Linked DNA regions of Mus musculus: regions 1, 2 and 3 are each linked to region 4. The links are chromatin loops, found by intact Hi-C in ENCODE. Cell type or tissue: heart. All regions are shown on one strand.

Region 1 (5,000 bases), 69 kb after region 4:
AGTGAAGGTCTAGGGGTTGCAAGCCCGGTGGCAGATTGCTTCAGTTACATGTATGAGGTTCTGTGACTAGGACTGAAAATAAAATTGCCAGGCATTTGATCCTGGCTTTCAGGGCCACATAGAGACTCCAGCCTGGAATATAGAGTGAGACTTTGTCTTAAAAAAAAAGAAAGAGGCCAGGCATGGTGATGTATACATACATTTAATGCCAGCACTTGGGAGGCAGAAGCAGGCTGATCTCTTAAGGTCAAGGCCAGCCTGGTCTACATAGTGAGTTCTAGGACAGCCAGGACTGCATAGTAAGACCCTGGGGGGCTGGAGGTGGGGAAGATGGGGGGCGGGGGAAGAATGGGAGAAATGTAACACACACACACACACACACAACCCTACCATTCAATAAAAAGACAACCTATTTTTAAATGTGTAAAGGGTCTGAATAGACATCTCTCCAAAAAGCTATATAAATGGGCACCAAACACAAACCCACAACTTTATCAGAGGATATGCAAAGAAAAACCAACAGTGAAGGCTGCTGCATATGACAGTGTTCCTAAGGACTGGGAGAAACTACAACCCTCTCTCTCACACAGCTGCTGTCCCTGCTTTGCAGAACAGTCTGGCCGTTCTTCAAAGATTAAACATAGATTCGCTTTATGACCCACAATTCCAGTCCCAGGAATGTACCTAGGAGACATGAGAACACCTGTCCACACACAACTGTGAACATAAATGCTCAAACAGCATTATTTGTAGCAGACCCACAATAGAAACTCAAATAGCCATCGACTGCTGGTGGTAAAGAGAAGGTCACGTGGAATACAGTAGAATGACGTCCCGAATCACAGGTGAGCTTGAAAGCATATTGCCGAGAAATCAGTCACAAAGAACCAAATATTGTATAAACTGCACAGAATCGGGTTGGAGGAATGAGGAATTGCTGCTAACAAGTTCAGGACTCTGAAATACTGTGACAATTGCACTAGTTATTCTTAACTGCTGAGTTGGGGTTTTGTGTTGGAAATTATACCCATGCTAAACATGGGTTCTCGCACTGAGTTACACAATAGCCAGAATTGTACATTTTAACTACAATTTAAACAGATGGGTCAGGCTGGGTTTTGGGAGCGTGGGGGAAGGGAGTGTTCTGTTCTTACTGTCGTTTGTTTGTGCTAGGACTTGAACTCATAGACTCATGCACGCTAGGCAAGTGTTCTTCTACTGAGCTACATGCCTGGCCCTTTGGGGGTTTTTGTTCCTTTGTTTGTTTTCGAGATAGTCTTATTAACTTGCCCAGGCCACTTTTGAGGGTACTTTGTAGCTCTCAGACAAGCCTTGGGGCAGTGATTCTCCTGCTTCAACTTCCTGAGTACCTGGTATTACCTACCTATGCTGCCAGGCCCAGCTCCACACTGCTCTAGAAATTCTGGGCTTAAATGATCCTCTGGCTTCCAGCCTCTTTTATGAGTCGCTGCCTCTGTCTGTGTATTAGTCAGGGTTCTCTAGAGTAGCAGAATTTATGGAATGATTCTCATAAAGAGAAAGAGAGTTTATTAGAATGACGTACAGGTTGCGGTCCAGCTAATGCAATAATGGCCACTGGAAACAGAAAGTCCAAATATCCAGGAGTTGCTCAGTCCACAGGCCGGATGTGTCATCTGGATCTTCAGTATAAGCCAGAATCCGGAAGAAAGAGGCTCTGATGCCAGTGAAGAAACTGACTTTCCAGCAAGAGTGAGAGCAAACAAACAAAGAGCAACGACTTCTTTCTCCCATGCCCTTGTACAGGCTTCTATCAGAAGGTGTTGCCTGGATTAAAGGCTCATCCTTTCCCAGGTCAAAAGACCTGGATTAAAGGCATGTCTTCCTACCTCAAAGGCCCAGACTAGAAGAGGATCTTCTTACTGCAAATTGAGCAAAATTCACTCACAGGTGTACCCTCCATGGTTGGATTTTGGTTATAGCCAAGTTGACAGCCATGACTAGTTAACAGATTCCCTAGTGAGACCAAAAGCATGCACTACCGCCTCCATCTGAATTGTGTGTTTTGATCAATAGAGTGGGGACCGGAGAGATGCCTCAGTGGTTAAGAGTGTTGGTTCCTCTTCCTAGAGGATCCAAATTTGATTCCCAGCACCCACGCGTGGCAGTTCACAGCTATCTGTAACTCCAGTTCCAGAGAATCTGATGTCCTCTCCTGGCCTCTATGGTCACCAGGCATTCATGTGATACACAAACATCAGCCATACACATAAAATAAATCAATTGATACTTTAAAGAGATACCATCAGGATCTTTTATTATCATTAAACAGGTAAAACTTTATGATATCTGAGTTTGAGACCAGTTGGGGGCTATAGAGAGAGACCCTGTCTCAAACAAACAAATCAATATCTGTCTCTGTATGCACCTTAAAATGCTCAGCAAGTAAGGGAAGGGCCGTCTCAATTCTGCATTTCAGCAGAGAGTGCTAGATGAAGTTATAGACACTGTAATTCCATGCCTTAGAACACTCAATAATTCAAAGCTTTGTGGTCCCAAGCTTCTCCCAAAACCACTGAGAAGGAAGATTTATAATTAACTCTTAGAGAGGGTTATAGCAGGGGGTGGGGGTCGGGTGGGGTGTCCCTTCTTGAAAGTCTCTATTGATAGCTTCCTCCGTTCTTGGTGTCAGAAAAATGTGACATCAGAAAGAGGAAGAGGCTGTGGGGGAAGGGAGAAGGGGGAAGGGGACTGCCCCATGCATGACTCCTGCCTCTTGGGCAGTCTGAAAGAAACAGCTGTTGTTTGACTTTGCATCTGCAACCGAAGCGTTTGCCAATCACTTGCGGTTTTTCAAGAAGCCGGGAGCCCGTGTGAACCATTTCTGAAGATCTCTTATGCTCACCTTCCTTATCAGTAGATAAAAGGGCCCAGTCAGCACTCAGAACACCTGAGACAGGGAGTCGGCACCCACACACCGGCCTTAGAGGCCTTGGGTTTGCTTTAGATACAGCTTGCTGTTCATTGCCTGACTTCTGGCCTCTATGGGCTGCTATTCTGTCTGCGAGACTGTGGATAGATAAACAAGCTGTACACTGCTCCATACCAAAGTGGAAGACTGTCTGGAGTAGACCTACTGGGTGACATGGTATTTTTAGTTATTTGGGGGGGCTTCTAGATCCTTTTGTACCAGAGGTTTTCAGGTATGGGGTTCATAAAAGTCACTGGAAATTTTCTAATTCAGGGCTGATGTAGATCTTCATTCTCTTTGCTGTTACACTGGTGTTTGATAGGACTCATATAGCCAAGGCTGGCCTTGAATCCCTGATCCTCCTTCAACCACCTTCTGAAAGCTGGGATTGTCAGCACTCACAGTACCCCCAGCTTTAGCATGTAGATTCTTGGGGCGTTTGTTTGATTGGTTGGTTTGGTTTGGTTTTTGAGACGAGGTCTCTGTGGTGCTCTGGCTGGCCTGCATCTCGATATATAGGGCAGGCTGATGTCAGAGTCATAGATTCGCCTGCCTTTGTCTCCTGAATGCTGAGGTTGAGGTATGTGCCACCATGCCTGGCTCGGTATGTGTAATCTTTTTTAAAAAATTATATGTGTGTGTGTGTGTGTGTGTGTGTGTGTGTGTGTAGGGGTGTGTACATGTGAATGCTGACACCTGCACAAGCACTGGATACCCCTGGAGCTGGAATTTCAGGTGCTTGTGAGCTTCTTATCTTCTGCAAGAGTTCTTAACTACTGAGATCTCTCTAGCCTCATAAGAATTTTTATTCCATTTATTTCACACACTGACAATCCCCACATGCTGCAAAAGATAAAAGGGTCTTGCTTGGGAGGCTTCCTGAGTCTGGAGTAAGTCTGGCTGTTCTTAAATCAGACAGAGGAGTTCCACATTGATTCCCTTGCAGTCCTCAATTTTCAACACCTTGGTGAGCAGAAGGGCAGGGCAGGTCTTCCAGGGACTCCACCAGATCCTTCCAAAACAATGAACAAGAGCTTAATTAGTAGGCACTTGCCCAGCTGCTTGCAGAGGGAGGCAGTTCTCCCTGGCTATAATCATGGCTGTGTTTTGCTCATTGCATTGGCCTGTGAGTTCTCAGCCCTGGCTAGGCTGACTTTCCTCAGGTGACAGGAAAGTCATACTGAGGTAGCTTGTTCTGCATACCCTTGCCTTGGTTTCTGCACCAGACCATTCAGGGAACACAAGTTGGTTCCAAAGCACGCTACAGTAACTGAGGCCCAGCCCTGAGGGTCTCCTAAGTCATCAGCAACTCATCCACGAAACTGGGAATTGCCACACAGGTGGGTGGCATAGCTGAGAGTTTCCACCGGCACCGTGTCAATGACGAGACTCATGGGCCCGTCCTGTCCTTGTCTGCCAGGTGCTCCTACCAAAACCCATACTTTCTGCATGCGGGGCACTTTGTGGAACCGTCTGGTCTTCATCACCTTTTGTTACTCTCTTGTATGTAACCAAGCTGAGAGAGGCACAGCCTAGAGCTTCTGCTGTTCCTGCTGCTCCCTCCTGCTGCTCCCTCCTGCTGACTTCCAAGGTTGAGGCCTGGCTGTCTCTCTGCTAGGTGTCATCACTACTGCTAACCTGACTCTATGGAACTGGACTGCTAGTGCATCCCCCAATTCAAGTGGATGGAGATGCTGCTGCTAACCTGTGAACTGAACTGCCAATTTCCAGACCATACATATAGGAGTTGCTCCAAAGAACCTTTCTAAACAGCTCCACTTCCCTTGTATCCTTTCTTTCCCACTACCTCTGGTGGGTGGTAAGCTACAAGGGAGGTTAAAGCATTCAAGAACCATCATTAGAAATAAGGTTTAAAATAACTAAAGTTACACTATTTGGTTGTTTTTCTTTCTTAATTTCAGATTATAAGTGCTGGGTTTCCAAGGCCAGAGTTAGTATCCTAATTTCTTTATTGCCACATAGAGATTGGAATAGCCAGAAGAGACCCTCTATTCAGGTCACTGTGTGCAGAACCTTAAGATAGATGTGG
Region 2 (5,000 bases), 100 kb after region 4:
ACAAGTGTGCGCACTTGGATAACCATCACCTCAATTAACATCTGAAATAGTTCCATCACCCCAAGCGGCACCCCTTTTGGGTGGTTTGAATCCCCGTGGCCACCCAACCCAAAGGCCTCTGATCTGACTTCTGACTTGGTCGCTTTGCTTTTTCCAGAATGGAATGTAAATGAAATCATGGGTTATGGGGCTCTTTATGCTAAGATTTTAAACACACTTCCTTAACTACCCAACTTCCTCCTCTTTATCCACTCAGCCTTCTCTGCCAATTGCTTTATATGGACAAGTCCTGGGACAGTAGCAGCCTCCCGCAAGGCCTGCCTAGACCTATTTGTAAGATGACAGGCCCCACAGAGTATAGCTCTGTGGAGTTAACATTCAATCCTGCAGGTCCTACTCCTCCTTTCCTTCTCCTCCTCCTCCTTTCCTCCTCCTCCTCCTCCTCCTCTTCCTCCTCCTCCTTTCCTTCTCTTTTCCTCCTCCTCCTCCTCCTCCTCCTCCTCCTTTCCTTCTCCTTTCCTCCTCCTCCTCCTCCTCCTCCTCCTCCTTTCCTTCTCCTTTCCTCCTCCTCTTCCTCCTCCTCCTCCTCCTCCTCCTCCTCCTCCTCCTCCTCCTCCTCCTCCTCCTCCTCTTTCCTGAGACAGGGCCTCATATGCCCCAGGTGGCTTTCAATTCATTATATTGCAGAAGATGACTTTGAACTTGTAATCCCCCTAGCTTCCACTCCTGAGTGCTGGTATTTTAGTCATTTACATCACATCCAGTTTTATAGGATGCTGGGAATCCGGCTCAGGGCTTTGTGAGCACAGCTAAGACATATGCCTAGCCCTACATTTTCTTTTCTTCTGGAGGCTTTTCTCTTCGCCTCTGGGAACACAAAAACTCTGCCTTCAGATCAGTGTTGACACCTGCCCCCTCACCCCTGACTCCATCCACCCCAGAAGCTTAGTCCTTAAGGAATGAAATTCATGTACACTACCACTTCCGCTGAGCTTCAAGGCTACCCTCTCATCCGTTTCTCTCCTCATTCTTCACCGTCAGTCATCGTGGTGTCTGTGTCCCCAATATCCAGGGACTTCAAGGCCTGCTCCATCTACTGTAAGCCTGTCAGAAGGCTACACTCCAGGGACGGGTATCCCTGGCTTTCTACCAGAGAGGCAACTTGGTCTCCAAGGGTGGGGCAGAGGTGGGGGTGGGGGTGGGGTGGGGGGAGAAGTGGCAAAGTGTAGAGAATTTAGCTTAGGGATCCTGGCTCCCTCAATGGGAGAACTTTTTCTCAGGGTTATTGACTTCTTGACAGAGAGACCTTAGACTAGTGGTTTTCAACCGTGTCCTAATGCTGCAACCCTTTAACACAGTTCCTCAGATGGTGGTGACCTCCAACCATAAGATAATTTTTGTTGCTACTTCATAACTGTAATTTTGCTAGTTACAAATTATAATGTAGATATCTGATAAGCAGAAGGTCACTCAGTTTTATTGGATGCTAGGAATCCAGCTTAAAGGGTCTTTTGACACCCTACAAAGGGGGCCCAACCTACAGTTTGAGAACCACTGCCTTAGGTCATGTTCAAGTTTTTTTCTTCCCTTTTCTTCCCTTTCCTTTCTTTTCCTTTTCTTTTCTCTTCTTTCCTTTCTTTCTTTTTCCTTTTTTCTTTCTTTCTCCTCCTCCTCCTCTCTTCCTCCTCTTCCTCCTCCTCCTCCTCCACCTTCTTCTTCTTCTTCTTCTTCTTCTTCTTCTTCTTCTTCTTCTTCTTCTTCTTCTTCTTCTTCTTCTTCTTCTTCTTCTTTCTTCTTTGCTTTGAGACAGGGTCTCATGTAGCCTGCTGGGACAACAAAAGCAGAAAACTTTCTCCCAACACTTGTTTGAGACTGGAGACTGAATTTGGAGCCTCAGTTCCTACCAATATTTTCTCTCAAAGAATGTTTCTCTTGATGATGATGATAGTGGTGGTGATGTTTTGGTAATTTTGGGTTTTTGAGACGGGGTTTCTCTGTATAACCTTCTTTGGCTGTCCTGGGACTTTTGCTGAAGACCTGGAACTCATAGAGCTACATTTGCCTCTGTCTCCTGAGCCTTGTGATTAAAGGCAAGCACTGCCACCATTCAACTCTCCTTTTTTTTATTTTTTTGAGACAGGATCTCACTTGGTCACTATGTAGCTCTGGCTGGCCCAGAACTACTATGTACATCAAGTTGGCCTCAAATTCACAGAGATCTGTCTACCTTTACCTCCTAAGGACTGGAATTAAAGGCTTGTGCCACCACATCACACCAGGCCCCAGATCATAGGCCCTAGATCATACTGTTTTAATTTTTACATACTTTATTTATTAATCTTGTGGAGAGGGGAGTGCGGCACGCTCGTGCCAACAAGCCCAGGTTAGTCAGGCTTGGCAGCAGGAGCCTTTACCCTCTGAGCCATCTTGCTGGCCCGAGATCATATTTCAATCTAAAGAGAAAGCATACTCACTATCTGCCTTTCTGGTCGCCCCCTGGGCATTTGCTTTCTTATAAAAGTTTGGAGAAGTCTGAAGGATCAGTCCCAAAGAATGGACAAGCGGCTCACTTCTGCCCCCTAGAGGACATGAAGAAAGAAGCGGGGGAGCTAAATACGTGCTCGGAAATCCTTACAGAAACAAGAATTTAAAACCCTCAATCTAAAGAGAGCATCATTTAGCTCCCGAAAGAGAGGCGGGCTGGAAGCAGGTTATCCGGACCAAGATTAAGAGCATATCAGGGTAAACCGATAACCAGACGGGGACAGCTCACTCCCCACCTCCACCCCTCACACCTTCCTGCTCCCCAGCCCTCATTCCCATCCCCACCTCAAGAGAGTCAAGAGAGGGTTTCTCTATGTAGCTCTGGCTGTCCCGGAAGTCACTCTGTAGACCAGGCTGGCCTCAAACTCAGAGATACCCTGCCTCTGAGTGCTGGGATTAAAGACATGAACCACCACCCGGCCGGAAGCACTCATCTTAACCCGAACCCCAGAGTTTGTTTGTTTGTTTTTTAAGTGTTTGAGGTTTTTGCATGTTTACCATGCGTATGCAGTGTCCATAGAGGTCAGAAGCCAGCATCGGATTCCTGGAACCAGAGCTAAGGACGGTTTGAGTTACAGTGTAGGTGCTGGGAAATGAGTCCTAGTTCTCTGCAAGAACAACAGGTTCTCTCAACCCCGGGAGCTATCTCTCCATCTCTCCAGGCTCTCTGATCCCCAGCACCTTTATACCAGGGCAAGCCTGGGGAACAAACACACATCATTCATGCATCCTACAAAAGCTACCAGAACACCTCTCATCTACACGGTTACTATAGCCTGTGGTGCACTTAACAGAGCTGGGTCTGCGGTCCTTGCTCCAAAGAGGATGGGCCAGTTAGATTATCTCTTTTGAGATACTTGGCTTGCTGATTGAAAAAAGAACCCATTTGCACAATGCCCTGGCAGTCCGGATGCCACCTTGTGCTTGTCGGCTTGATTTCACTTGTTCTGTTGGACCTCAGTTTCCTTGGCTGTAACAGCAGACTGTAGCTCACTAACCTCCTTCCTGCTCTCTGTCTGCAAAGCTTTAACCCCTTCCCTCCCTCCAAGATGGCTGAGGGAAACTTGTCTATGTGCCCTGCCTAGGATGTTGGTCTCCATACCTGTGCAGAGTTATCTCCCCACAAACAGTTCCTGAAAAGCCCAACAGCTGCTGGAACCTGTGCCCTCCCGGTCCCCTAGGCTCTGGGCTCTGGGTATCTCTGTTGCTGGCATTCCCAGCCATGCTGTAGGTCCTTTCTTTTTGCTGCTATCTAGGTTGTAATGTGGATTTTCATTTCACGAGGGAATCCTGGGGGAAAGTACAGTTGACTGAAAAAGGAAAATGTCTAGAAATCCAGAAATCTTGAGATCTGAAATCCATCAGGCCAGGCTTTAAACCCTGGCTCTGTGACTTAATAAGCGTGTGATTTGGAACAAGTTGCCCATGCTGGGCTTGGTTTCTTCATCTACAGAAGGGGCATAAGAAAAATGTCTACATGCTGTGGGAAAGAGGACACCCACATTGTGCCTGCAGACAAGGCGGGTGGTTTGCTTTTTCTCCCCAGACCTCTGGGTTTTTGTAATAACCAGAGGATGTGGGCACACTCCCAAGCATCCTTTCTGCTTGGAATCCCAAATGTGTATTTGTAGATCCTAAGCATCTCTTACCCCCAGCAATTGGGAGACTGCTGCAGGGGAAGACAGGGGAGTCTGAGGTCATCCTGGGTTACATAACGAGAACCTCTCTCAAATCATCACTCACACTCACACTCATTCACACACTCACACACACACACATAAACACAAACACACACATACAAGCACTCATACAGACACACACATATAAACACACACAAGCACCCACATAGACACATGCAAGCACTCACACAGATAACACATAAACACACAAACACTCGCACACATACATACACACAAGCATTCACACAGACACATATACAAACATACTCACATACACACACACAAAGACAACACACTTATAAAATTTTTACATACAAACGCTCACACACAAGCACTCAGATACAAACACACAAATACACACACACTCATATGGACACATAAACAAATATACACTGATACACACACACACACACACAAAGACATACACACACACACACACACACACACACACACAGATTCACGTGGACACCAGAGGACAATTTTTCCTTCCACCGTGTGGGTTTAAGGGTGGAACTCAGTCTTGGAGGCAGGTGCCTTTATTCCCTGAACCACCTTGAAGGACCCTGTCCGGATTTTCTCATTATTTCTCTGCTTCTCATAAAGGGTCCATGCCAAAGATCTCTCCTTTCCAACTTTCCTCAGAACAGAAACATCCAAATAGACAAGCCCTACAAATGTCCTTTCTTTGACCAACAGAACAAGGTCCTCTGAATATGTCCACATGAGAGCATCTGACCCCGGTTCTTACATCCATGCTTCTAGGCCTGGAACTGTAAA
Region 3 (5,000 bases), 120 kb after region 4:
GGGATCTTGCCCCAAAGTCACCATTCCCTTAGGATGTTTCTTTCCTCTAACACAGGATGCAGCTCCATTTCACTTCCTGGTGCCCCTTTATTGCTTGAACTGTACATTTTGTATTTTTTCTTTTTAAGCTCGCTACACTTCATCAAAACACTCTTTATGACACTAAACCACAGCACAGAGTTTAAATTGGATTGTTTTGCAATCTTCTTTGTCAATGCAATTAATCTGAGTCTCTTCACCTCAGCCTCAGACAGACTCTTCAGACAAGGGCAAAAAACAGTCACATTCTTCTCCAAAATATCACAATAACAGTCTCTAGGCCATACATACTAACATTCTTCTCCGGGCCAGGTCTGCACAGTCCAAATCATCCTCAGCACCAATCTCTTCCCTATTCCTAGGATGGTTCATTAAGCCCCACTTAAAACATTCCTTGGCTTTCCAAATCCAAAGTCTCACAATCTACATTCCTCCAAACAAAAGCATGGCCATGTCTATCACAGCAATCCTGGAGTCCCTGGTACCAACTTCTGTCTTAGTTAGGGTTTTACTGCTGTCAACAGATACCATGACCAAGGCAACTCTTATAAATTTAGGACATTTAATTGGAGCTGACTTACAGGTTCAGAGGTTTAGTCTGTTATCATCAGGGTGGGAGTATGGCACCATTCAGACTGGTATGGACCAGGAGGAGCTGAAGGTTCTATATCTTCATCTAAAAGCCACCAGGAGAAGACTGTCTTCCAGTTAGCTAGGAGGAGGGTTGCAAAGCCCACTCCCAAGGTGACACACTTCTCCCAACAAGGCCACACCTACTCTAACAAGGCCACACCTCCAATAGTGCTACTTCCTGGGCCAAGCATCTTCAAAGCACCACACAGGCCCAGAAAGGAGATTTTTGGGGGGGGGGGGGGGCTAGTGCTGTGAGGAGTGGGAACTGGGGAAACTGGTGGATTTGACTGGGTACTCTGTAGTGCAATTCCTTATACCTGTACCTTGTGTAGATTTCTGTAAATCCTTCTGTTGCATTCCCTGAACTCTCAGATCTCAGGTTGGTATTTCTTCTGGACGTAATCTCATGCTGAGACTGCAGCATGCAGCAGCCAGCATCCAAGAAAGCCCTAGTGGATCTTGCTAGCATCATGCTGTCGCTTCTGCACTGAACTGGGAGGTGGTGTGTTATGACTGACTGTTGCAGAAAGGGGGAAGGGAAATTCTGAGGCTGTCCCCCTCATCATGACCTCCACCTTGGTCTATGGGATCATCTGCCCTCAGGGGAGTCTGTTGTATTGTGAGGAAACCTGAATAGTCTCATGAAGGAATCTGTATTGTAGCAAGCAAGCCTCCCCCACAGTCAGAGTAACTTGTCAAGTATGTGAGGACATCCTTTAGCCCCCGCCAAGACTCTTGAGCCAGAACTGCTCAACGGAGCCACTCCCAAATGCCAGAACTGTGTGAGATGACAAATTCTTACTCTTCTTGAAAACCTGTAAGTCTTCAGCGTCATTTGCTATGTATCAATAGGTAAGAAAAGCCCTGGGCACCACAGCCAGCTTTACTGAGGTTACACAGATGCAGCCAAGTTTCTCAGGCCATCTCAGACATGGGTACAAAAAAAGAACACAGTAATGCTCAGAGCTCATTGGCTCTTGATTCTAGTGCCAAAGCAAGATCTCCCTGGAACATGCTTGTGAGATGACATCATGCCTAGCAGTCACTTTGCATTTCTTTCTTTTTTAAAGATTTATTTATGTATATTTGAGTACAGTGTAGCTGTCTTCAGACACCCCAGAAGAGGGCATCGGAACCCATTACAGATGGTTGTGAGCCACCATGTGGCTGTTGGGAATTGAACTCAGGACCTTTGGAAGAGCAGTCAGTGCTCTTAATCACTGAGCCATCTCTCCAGTCCCCACTTTAAATTTCTAATGTAAGAGTTGACAAGTTTCTTTTCTTTTCTTTTCTTTTTGGAAAGGACTAAATAGCTCACATTTTAGCTGTTGAAGGCCACATGGTTTGTCTTATGGTGAGGGAGTACCTGCAGACCGGTGCCAAGGTGTGCCCCTGAATAATTACCCCATGCAACAGATCTGGTATAAGGAGGTTTATTGGGGGAAGGGGAGAGGAAGGAGGACCTGGAGAAAGCGTAGAGGCAGATGGATAGACATGTAGACAGACAGACAAATAGGAGCAGAGCCATGAAGGCAGAGAAAAGAGGATGGGTCACAGAGAAGGACAGAGAGAGGGAGATCCCACACCTGGTGCATCTGGACCCTGCGGCATGTGATGACATAAGCCTTTGCTAGGTCCCTGGAGGCACCTAGTGGAATCTGTAAGCAACAAGTTTGTCACAGTTCTTCAGCCTTCGGGGTGCCGAGCAAAAGCAGATAGAGATAACATGTACAGGAGTGGGCATGGCTGTATTCCAGTAAAGCTTTATTTATAAAGCAGGAAGCAGGCTGCATTTGGCCCACGGAGTGAGTTATGGTTTGCCAGTTTCAGCTCTATTGACAAAAATAAAACAAACCGAGAGAGGTGATGAGGAAAACAAGGGACAAAGTATTGATAGCCACTGGAAAGTTGGGGGACTGGTCTGAGGGGGTTGGTGGCACATTTCTCTGTTATGTCCCTCACATCCTTGACTTCTGAGCACATATGCTTTTATTTCAAGTCGGTGTTTAATCAGAACGAGCCTCTCAGAAGCTGAGGAGCGCAGCAGACTTGTTGAGGTCTTAGTCTTTCCCAGGAGGCTCATGGACACATTTCCTTTCCGAGTCTTACACCCTGGTAAACAGTTTTCCAAAAATGGAGATTCCAATGCTCAGGGATGGAGCTCACCGCCCTCAGGGAAGCGATGTTGTTTTCTTATTTCTCAGCGGGGGGGGGGGGGGGGGGGAATCGGAATGTCCTGGGGTGGACGAGAACTTCACCAGAAGCTCTGGGAAGCACTGGGAACTCAGGAAGTTGGAATCTAGTCAGAACATCTGGGAGTTTAAAGAAAGACATAAAGTTAAGCTATTCATCAGACTCCATAAATTCTCTCAAAAGCAGATACTGTAATTACACAGAGACGAGACAATGGGCCGTGTTGTCAGCAGAAAGGAATCGCATGCATCTCGAGTGAAACTGCACGGAGTCCTTACCTAATTTTGGATCAAGGGTGGCAGATCTTTTATTTTAAGAAAGGAGTCGCTCTCCTTCACAGCCCCACAAGGTTCCCATGGAAGCAGGTCTTCATTACCTGCCCCCTGCAGGATCTGTGCAATTTGTTGTCCAACAGCATCAGCCCCCTGCCTCTGTGTCTACTTGGCAGGATCTCACTCCTGGAACTCTGTAAATCCTACCCACCACTCAACCTCCAGCCTCAGGGAGGAAGCCTCAGAGGTTTTCTGTTTGTTTGTTCTGCATACTCTGACATTACCTGCTCTTACCATGTAACTGTGTATGGCCCTGTCTGTGACGTAGGGTAATTAATGCTGGTGCAGGAATGACCACTCCAGTGGCTAGAGAGATGGCTCAGTGGTAAAAAGGACTGGCTGCTCTATCAGAGAACCTGGGCTCAACTCCCAGCACCCGCATGGCATCTTACAACCATCTGTTAATTCCAGTTCCAGGGGACTTGATGCCCTCGTCTGGCCTCAAATGTGGCACACACCAGGCACAAATGTGGCACACAGACAGACATGCAAGCAAATCACCATACACACAAAGTGAAATGTATGTGAAAATGCAAGATGTTCAATTTTTAAAAAAAGACTCTCCCCAATTTTCCGTGGCTTGGCATATAAAAAACTGTTTTCATTCTTTTCATTCTGTGCCATAACACAGAAGAGGTGACCCTTCCACGTGTGCACAAGGCTCCTGTTCACGTTCCTTCCCTTTATGGCTCCACTTTTATTGATTCTTTGTCATTTTACTGCCTTCACATGTTATTTATTATTATTATTATTAGCGTGCATGCCACAGCACACATATAAAGAAAGATCAGAGGACATGGTAGGCATGGGTTCCTGTCACTCTGTATTCCGGGAATGAAACGTAGGTCCTCTGGGTCACATGGCAATTACCTTTACACACTCGTGAGCCTCCTTACCAGCCTGATGTCTATCATGACAGATGAAGAAAGACAGCCTGAGGAAGACACGCTCACTCTTTCTGTCTAAATTGCATCTGTGAGATTCACCCGGGTGGTGATTTGATACGGCCCTCTATTCTCTTTCATTGCTGGAAACAGCCCATTCTATGAACAGTCAGTCAATTTATCCCTTTATTTATCTTATTGATTTGAAGAAAGTATCTGTACGCCTATCTTATCTTAACTATTTTGACACAGCTGTATTCTTACTTCCTGTAGATTTCCTTTTCCTTCTCTTAAAAGTATTTTTTAAAAAGATTTGTTTATCATTATATATAAGTACACTGCGGCTATCTTCTGACACACCAGAGGAGGGCGTCAGATATCATTACAGATGGTTGTGAGCCACCATATGCAGGGAATTGAACTCAGGACCTTCGGAAGAGCAGTTAGTGCTCTTACCCATTGAGCCATCTCACCAGCCCTTAAAAGTATTTTTGATTTACAGAAGTTTTACATTTTAATGAACTATGTCTTTTTTTTTTTCAATCTTTAATGGCTAAGAATTTTTGTGTAGTGGCTCTTCCAAGATCATACAGATGTTTCGTGTTATCTTTTAGAAGTCTTAGTCTTTCGGGGCGTGGTGGCACACGCCTTTAATCCCAGCACTCGGGAGGCAGAGGCAGGCAGATTTCTGAGTTCGAGGCCAGCCTGGTCTACAGAGTGAGTTCCAGGACAGCCAGGGCTATACAGAGAAACCCTGTCTCAAAAAACAAAACAAAGCAAAACAAAACAAAACAAAGCTGGGCCGTGGTGGCGCACGCCTTTAATCCCAGCACTCAGGAGGCAGAGGCAGGTGGATTTCTGAGTTCGAGGCCAGCCTGGTCTACAAAGTGAGTTCCAGGACAGCCAGGGCTATGCAGAG
Region 4 (5,000 bases):
CTGTGCCCAGTTTGGTTTCCCTGCGGAGCTGTGTCTTGGGAGAGGTCAGGGAAGCTCTAGTTTCACCTGAGTTATTAAGCCTTCAGGTTGTTCTGTGGAGGTCAGGAGTTCTGTCCTCCAGCAGCTAGAGGCGGAGGTGAAGGGGAAGAAAATCTTACCTTTCAGGGAAGCTGGGAGCAGGGATAAAGCCAGGACTAGTTAGTTGGTCTCTGTGCTTGTTTGTCTGTGACTATGTGAGATAGATAAGGGAACGAATTTGAGGCAGGGGATTGCTCCCTAAAGCAAGGCAATAGCAACAGTGAAGTTGGTTCCAATGGTTGCTTTAAAAATATAACTCTGGCTGAGCATGGTGGCACACACCATTACCCTCAGCACTTAGGAAGTGGAGGAGAGAGGACTGAGAGTGGCTAGCCTGGGCTAAACACCGAGACCTGTCTCAAAGGCTAAGGGGGAGCGATGAAGCTCCTTGATAGAGTATTTACCCAGCAAGGGCCTGAGTTTAATACCCAGCACAACAAAAATAAAAATCAAATATATACATTCATAAAATTTGACATGTAAGTAAATCTATATACATGTAAGATTTTGTTTATCTATGTAACCGTTGCTCGAGATGGGTGGGATACGCATGTAAAATTTTGTGTAGCTATGGAACCACTGGTAGAGATGGGGTGGGTCTCTAGTGTGGGGGCTAAAGTGGCTATAGGCAGAAACTCACAGCTGAACAAGATACCCATAGAGTTGAGGGATACCTAAATGCTAACTGGCTCTTGGGCCTTGTGGGTGGGTTCGTGGCTTGTTCTCGTGGCAGTTCTGGAAGTGTGCCAGTTCTCGAGGGATGCCTCTGTGGCCGAGGCATGGTTGATTGCCCAGGAGCCCTACCTGGCCAGCCGGGACTTTGGACATACAGTGGACAGCGTAGAAAAGCTTATCAAGAGGCACGAGGCGTTTGAGAAGTCCACAGCCAGCTGGGCAGAGCGCTTTGCCGCCCTGGAGAAGCCCACCACGGTGAGCCAAGGCCGTCTGGGGGACTGGGAGGGCGCAGCTCTTGGGATGCTGTGGTACTGGTTCTCATGTCCTGTACTCAGGCTGGTAAGAGGGCGGACGGGCACAGGAGAGCACTGATGTGTAAACACCGAACACCAACCATGTGACTCTCGGGCTGCAAACGTTAGGGTGTGTTACAGTGCAGGGCCAAACTTAGGTCCTCTGAGAATCAGCTCCCCTGTGGCCGCTCGCTCTGACCCTTGACCTTTCCCTTCCCCAGCTTGAGCTTAAGGAACGCCAGACTCCAGAAAGACCCACAGAGGAACCTGGGTAAGTGTCAACCCCGTATTCCACGTCCAAGGAGCCAAGCAGGCTGTCAAGGGGTGACTGGGGAGGAGGAAAAGGAAGCCGCTAACAAGAGCTGTCATGTGAACAAAAAAACCTTTGACCTCTCCTGGGGGCCCTAAGAGCACAACCCAGAATGTACAGAGCTCTGCTGCACCAGGCACAGAAGCCTGAAGCCCAATACAGGAAGGAAGGGTTAGCTAACAGTGCCTATTGCTAAGCCAGCCTTTCCCTTAGGCACTCCCGGGCACTGCCCTTAGGCTGTCTCCTATGGAATTCATCCGTTTCTGATGTGTCTACTTTCACTCTTCCTGTGAAGCCGTGGGCCGACTCCTTGCTGACCTCCTCTGGGACGGAGCCAGGGATCACGCCTGTGCATGCTCTGTGCTCCCAGTGTGGGGAAAGCCAGGGAAAGCCAGGCCTTACAGAGAGGCACCTGTCGCTAAAGAGAGGTTGTGTCTTCTTTAGGCCTCAAGAGGAGGAAGGCGAGACAGCTGGCGAGGCCCCCCAGGTCCACCATGCGGCCACAGAGAGAACATCTCCGGTCAGTTTCATGTCCCGCTTGTCTAGTTCCTGGGAGTCGCTGCTGCCAGAGCCCGCTCACCCCTTCTAGACTCAGCCAGGGCAGAAGGAAGGCCAGGACGAGGACAGGGTGTGCTTCCTGGTCCCCACCCTCATCCTGCCCACATGTCCCCTCTAGGAGCCTCCTTCAGATCCGTCTACTTTTATACTTAGATTTTAATTCTTAAATAACTCCTCTCCTTCCAACCCAGAAGCCAGCCCACCAACATGATTCTACAAGTTTGGTTTTCTCTAGTCTAATAAATTTTATGGGATAAAATCTGTCACCATCAGCACAGGGGAAACACTTTACTCAGAGTTGATTCCATTGGATACATGGTCTCTTTTCCCATTTTCCTTCAAACCCCGTCCTTAGCACAGTGTCCTCTTCCATACATGCTGGCACATACATGTACACACACACACACACACACACACACACACACCGACAGACTGCCTCATCCTGCTGAACCACCCACAGACATCTCATGCAGCGAGGGGTAGATAGCCCACCCATCTAGCAGATTTCTTTTCAGACAGAGCCCATCCCTCTATGGCTATAGGTCATAAAGTTTGACTAGGGAGATGGTTCTAAGGCAGGGTTAGGCTTGAGTCCTGCAAGTGGGAAGGAGATCAGGGCTTTTAGTACTGCAAGGAAGCCCCCAATTTGTAGAACAGGGGCTTAAGGAACAGTAGCTTCCAGAGGCCTGGGATGTACAGCCGTAGGACCGTACCCAGGGCAGGTTCTCTTGGGCCCTGAGAGTCTGTTCAGGGAGCCTGGACAGCTGCGACTCAGATTGGGGAAATGCTCTGGGAGTAGCCGGCTGAGAAGAACGCAATCTGCATGTGGTTTGCACCACTGCATGGATCCCTGCGGCATGTGGCTTTGGGTATCAGTAGCAACAGATAACTTCATGTACTCCCTCTCTCAGAGCCCAGATGAGTGTGGTGTAACGTGAGTAGGGATTGAGAAAGATTAGCATCCTTGGTGGGAATTTCTACTACAATAGCTACCCCTAGAAAGACGCACATATCTTCCTGTGCAGAATCCCTGCGCACACACACACACACACACACACACACACACACACACACACCTCAGTTTCTTTGGTGCCCTTTTCTGAGCTGCACCGACCCATCATGCTCAGCAGAGGGCACTGTTGGGCTCTGCTGGAAGACCTCTCTCTGAAGATCCTGCTGCCGTTCCCATCCCGCCTGTGGTAGACTGTCTTGCAGCTCCCTTTCCCCAGCACCAACTCCCCTGACCCCATCCCTCAGCCCACTCCCACCAGAGGGAGAGAGAACTCCTGGGGCTACAGACTGTGAACAGGGCTGGACCTGCCCCTGCCCCTGCCTCCTGCCTCCTGCCTCCACCCGCGCTTCTGCCCTGCATCCCTGTGTGTCTGCATGCCGTGGTGTCCCCGGTGTGCAGGCTTCATGACCACCTGAGCATCTCGACACCATTGTCTGTCGTGTACGTGTACGTTTGTGCAAATGTAACTACATGTGCACCTGAGCCACCTCCATCTGACACTTGAATATCACTGGGTTGGGAGGAATAAAATTTGCTTAAATCTGAGTGTTTCTCTGGGGGAGGAATGAGCCCCTGTGGGGGAATCTCTGCTGAGGAACCAGCCACTCACCAGATTGGAAATGCAACCCATATCTGTACCAGAAAGCAACCAGATGGCTAATCAAATGAACACCAGGCCCAGGGCTTCTTGGAGACAGCCTTCTTCCTGCTGCAGCGCCTTCCCAAGCCTTAAAGATGCAGGAGGGAGGACATAACTCCAAATCATCTTTGATATGAGAAAGAGGATGGAGCCCATGCAGACAGAAAGCCCAACCTCCTTTCAGAGAGGTCCTCCCCAGCTCACTACAGCCCCCCTTCACTGCCCTTAACCTCTGGCCCATCACAGGAAGGTTCAGTTGTATGCTGTGCCTTCTCATGAATGGGCCTGGGGTGCCATGGCTCTCCTGCTGGTCCTATCTGTGCAGTCTGGTGTCGGGTCCTGTAGTTTAGATACATGCCACATTGCTTCGTGTAAAAGCCCTTACTAATGCATGTCGCTTCCTGCTGGAGTTACGAATGGGAGTGGAACACCACGTACCCCTTGCCCTGCCTGGATAGTGCCTGGATAGGTGGCACCCTGCGGGCCTTGATCCAGCCTTCCCTTTCCTGTGTGTGTACATGCAATGACTGAGCTGCCAAACCATCACTGTGCACTGCCACTACTGCCCCTCGCCTCTGCATGTTAGAATGCATTCTGGTAAAAGCCGGACCCTTCCCACAGGTAAGTGTGAGGCCAAGCCAGAGACACAAGGTATCACAAGAAGCAAGACTCGGGATGAAGTCAGAATGTCTGGGGTCTGGTCTTTGGTTCTGGTTAACCTGTGTGGGTTTGGAATCCTCTCCCCGTCCCCAAGCCTCTTGCCTTATAAAGGTCTTTTTGTAAGGTTACAGAAAGTCCACAGTCCCACGAGTCAGCGACGTAGCCTTCCAAGGGGGAGACTGAGAGGATGGCTTTCCTATTTTCCTTCCATCTGCTCCTAACTCTGAGATTCCGGAAGCTACTGTGAAATCAGGATGGGGAAGGAGAGGTCACAGCCTAGGGTGTTTGCCCTTGTCCCTCTTTGAGGAAAGGACTGAGGTTCAAACCTATATAATGCCAGAAGTGGAGCCCTGAGGGGGCCTTCAGCCGGAGGGTAAAGCAGGAGGACTTTCTGGCAAGAGACAGGCACCCTCTCTGCCTCCTGTGCTTCCCTTCCCCTGGGAAAGATCCGGTCCTCTCCTGAATGTTCATCTTCCAGGCATTGCTCCTCAGACTGCCCAGTGTTGTGTTTGTAGGAAGATGTTTCCTCCTAGGAGAGAAGAGAGCAAGCTCTCATGGGGTTAAAGAGAGTGTGAGTTTCCTCAGGCTCAAAACCTCTTCCTACACACTGCTGTGTCACACTGTCCCTGCTGGGATGACAGGAGTGACACCCCTGAAAGACTCAGATGCTGTTGGGGGCTGTAACGAGAAACAGTCTTAGTTTGGAACCAACCTACCCTTCCTGCCTCCAAGTCCCCAGGCTAGGCCCAGTGTGCAGTGCAGGGGGACCCCAAG

Evidence for each region. A loop is a pair of places that touch in the nucleus more often than their neighbours do. Peaks named below come from ENCODE experiments on the same cell type or tissue, not always from the same donor. Only the 100,000 strongest peaks of a DNase experiment are listed, where the experiment ranks them.
Region 1: a loop joins it to region 4, with 2.7 times the contacts of the local background. A loop is called at or near these places in 2 of 42 quality-filtered maps.
Region 2: it touches region 4 in a loop (8-fold over the local background); 32 of 42 quality-filtered maps call a loop at or near these places.
Region 3: it touches region 4 in a loop (2.8-fold over the local background); 3 of 42 quality-filtered maps call a loop at or near these places.

Annotation. Positions count from the first base shown.
Region 1 is chr12:76,525,514-76,530,513 of GRCm38, reverse strand. It overlaps Gm40445 (a long non-coding RNA gene), which reads right to left. Exons shown (of 3, transcript XR_872833.3): 3 at 3,639-3,962. Among named protein-coding and RNA genes, the nearest start is that of Gm40445, 4.5 kb to the right of the region's middle. In heart, no CTCF peak of the experiment used is centred here; a DNase peak (open chromatin) is centred at 2,833; H3K27me3 peaks cover 1,024 bases.
Region 2 is chr12:76,494,068-76,499,067 of GRCm38, reverse strand. No RefSeq gene overlaps it. Among named protein-coding and RNA genes, the nearest start is that of Gm40445, 27 kb to the left of the region's middle. In heart, no CTCF peak of the experiment used is centred here; a DNase peak (open chromatin) is centred at 2,487; H3K4me3 peaks cover 377 bases; H3K27me3 peaks cover 274 bases.
Region 3 is chr12:76,476,699-76,481,698 of GRCm38, reverse strand. No RefSeq gene overlaps it. Among named protein-coding and RNA genes, the nearest start is that of Gm10451, 35 kb to the right of the region's middle. In heart, CTCF peaks have their summits at 2,333 and 3,240; DNase peaks (open chromatin) are centred at 1,368, 2,818 and 3,028; H3K4me3 peaks cover 484 bases; H3K27ac peaks cover 545 bases.
Region 4 is chr12:76,594,602-76,599,601 of GRCm38, reverse strand. Sptb (spectrin beta, erythrocytic) reads left to right here. Exons shown (of 36, transcript NM_013675.3): 30 at 812-1,008; 31 at 1,268-1,317; 32 at 1,801-1,876. Among named protein-coding and RNA genes, the nearest start is that of AI463170, 49 kb to the right of the region's middle. In heart, CTCF peaks have their summits at 1,848 and 3,059 (motif pointing right); DNase peaks (open chromatin) are centred at 1,124, 1,541 and 3,121; H3K27ac peaks cover 446 bases.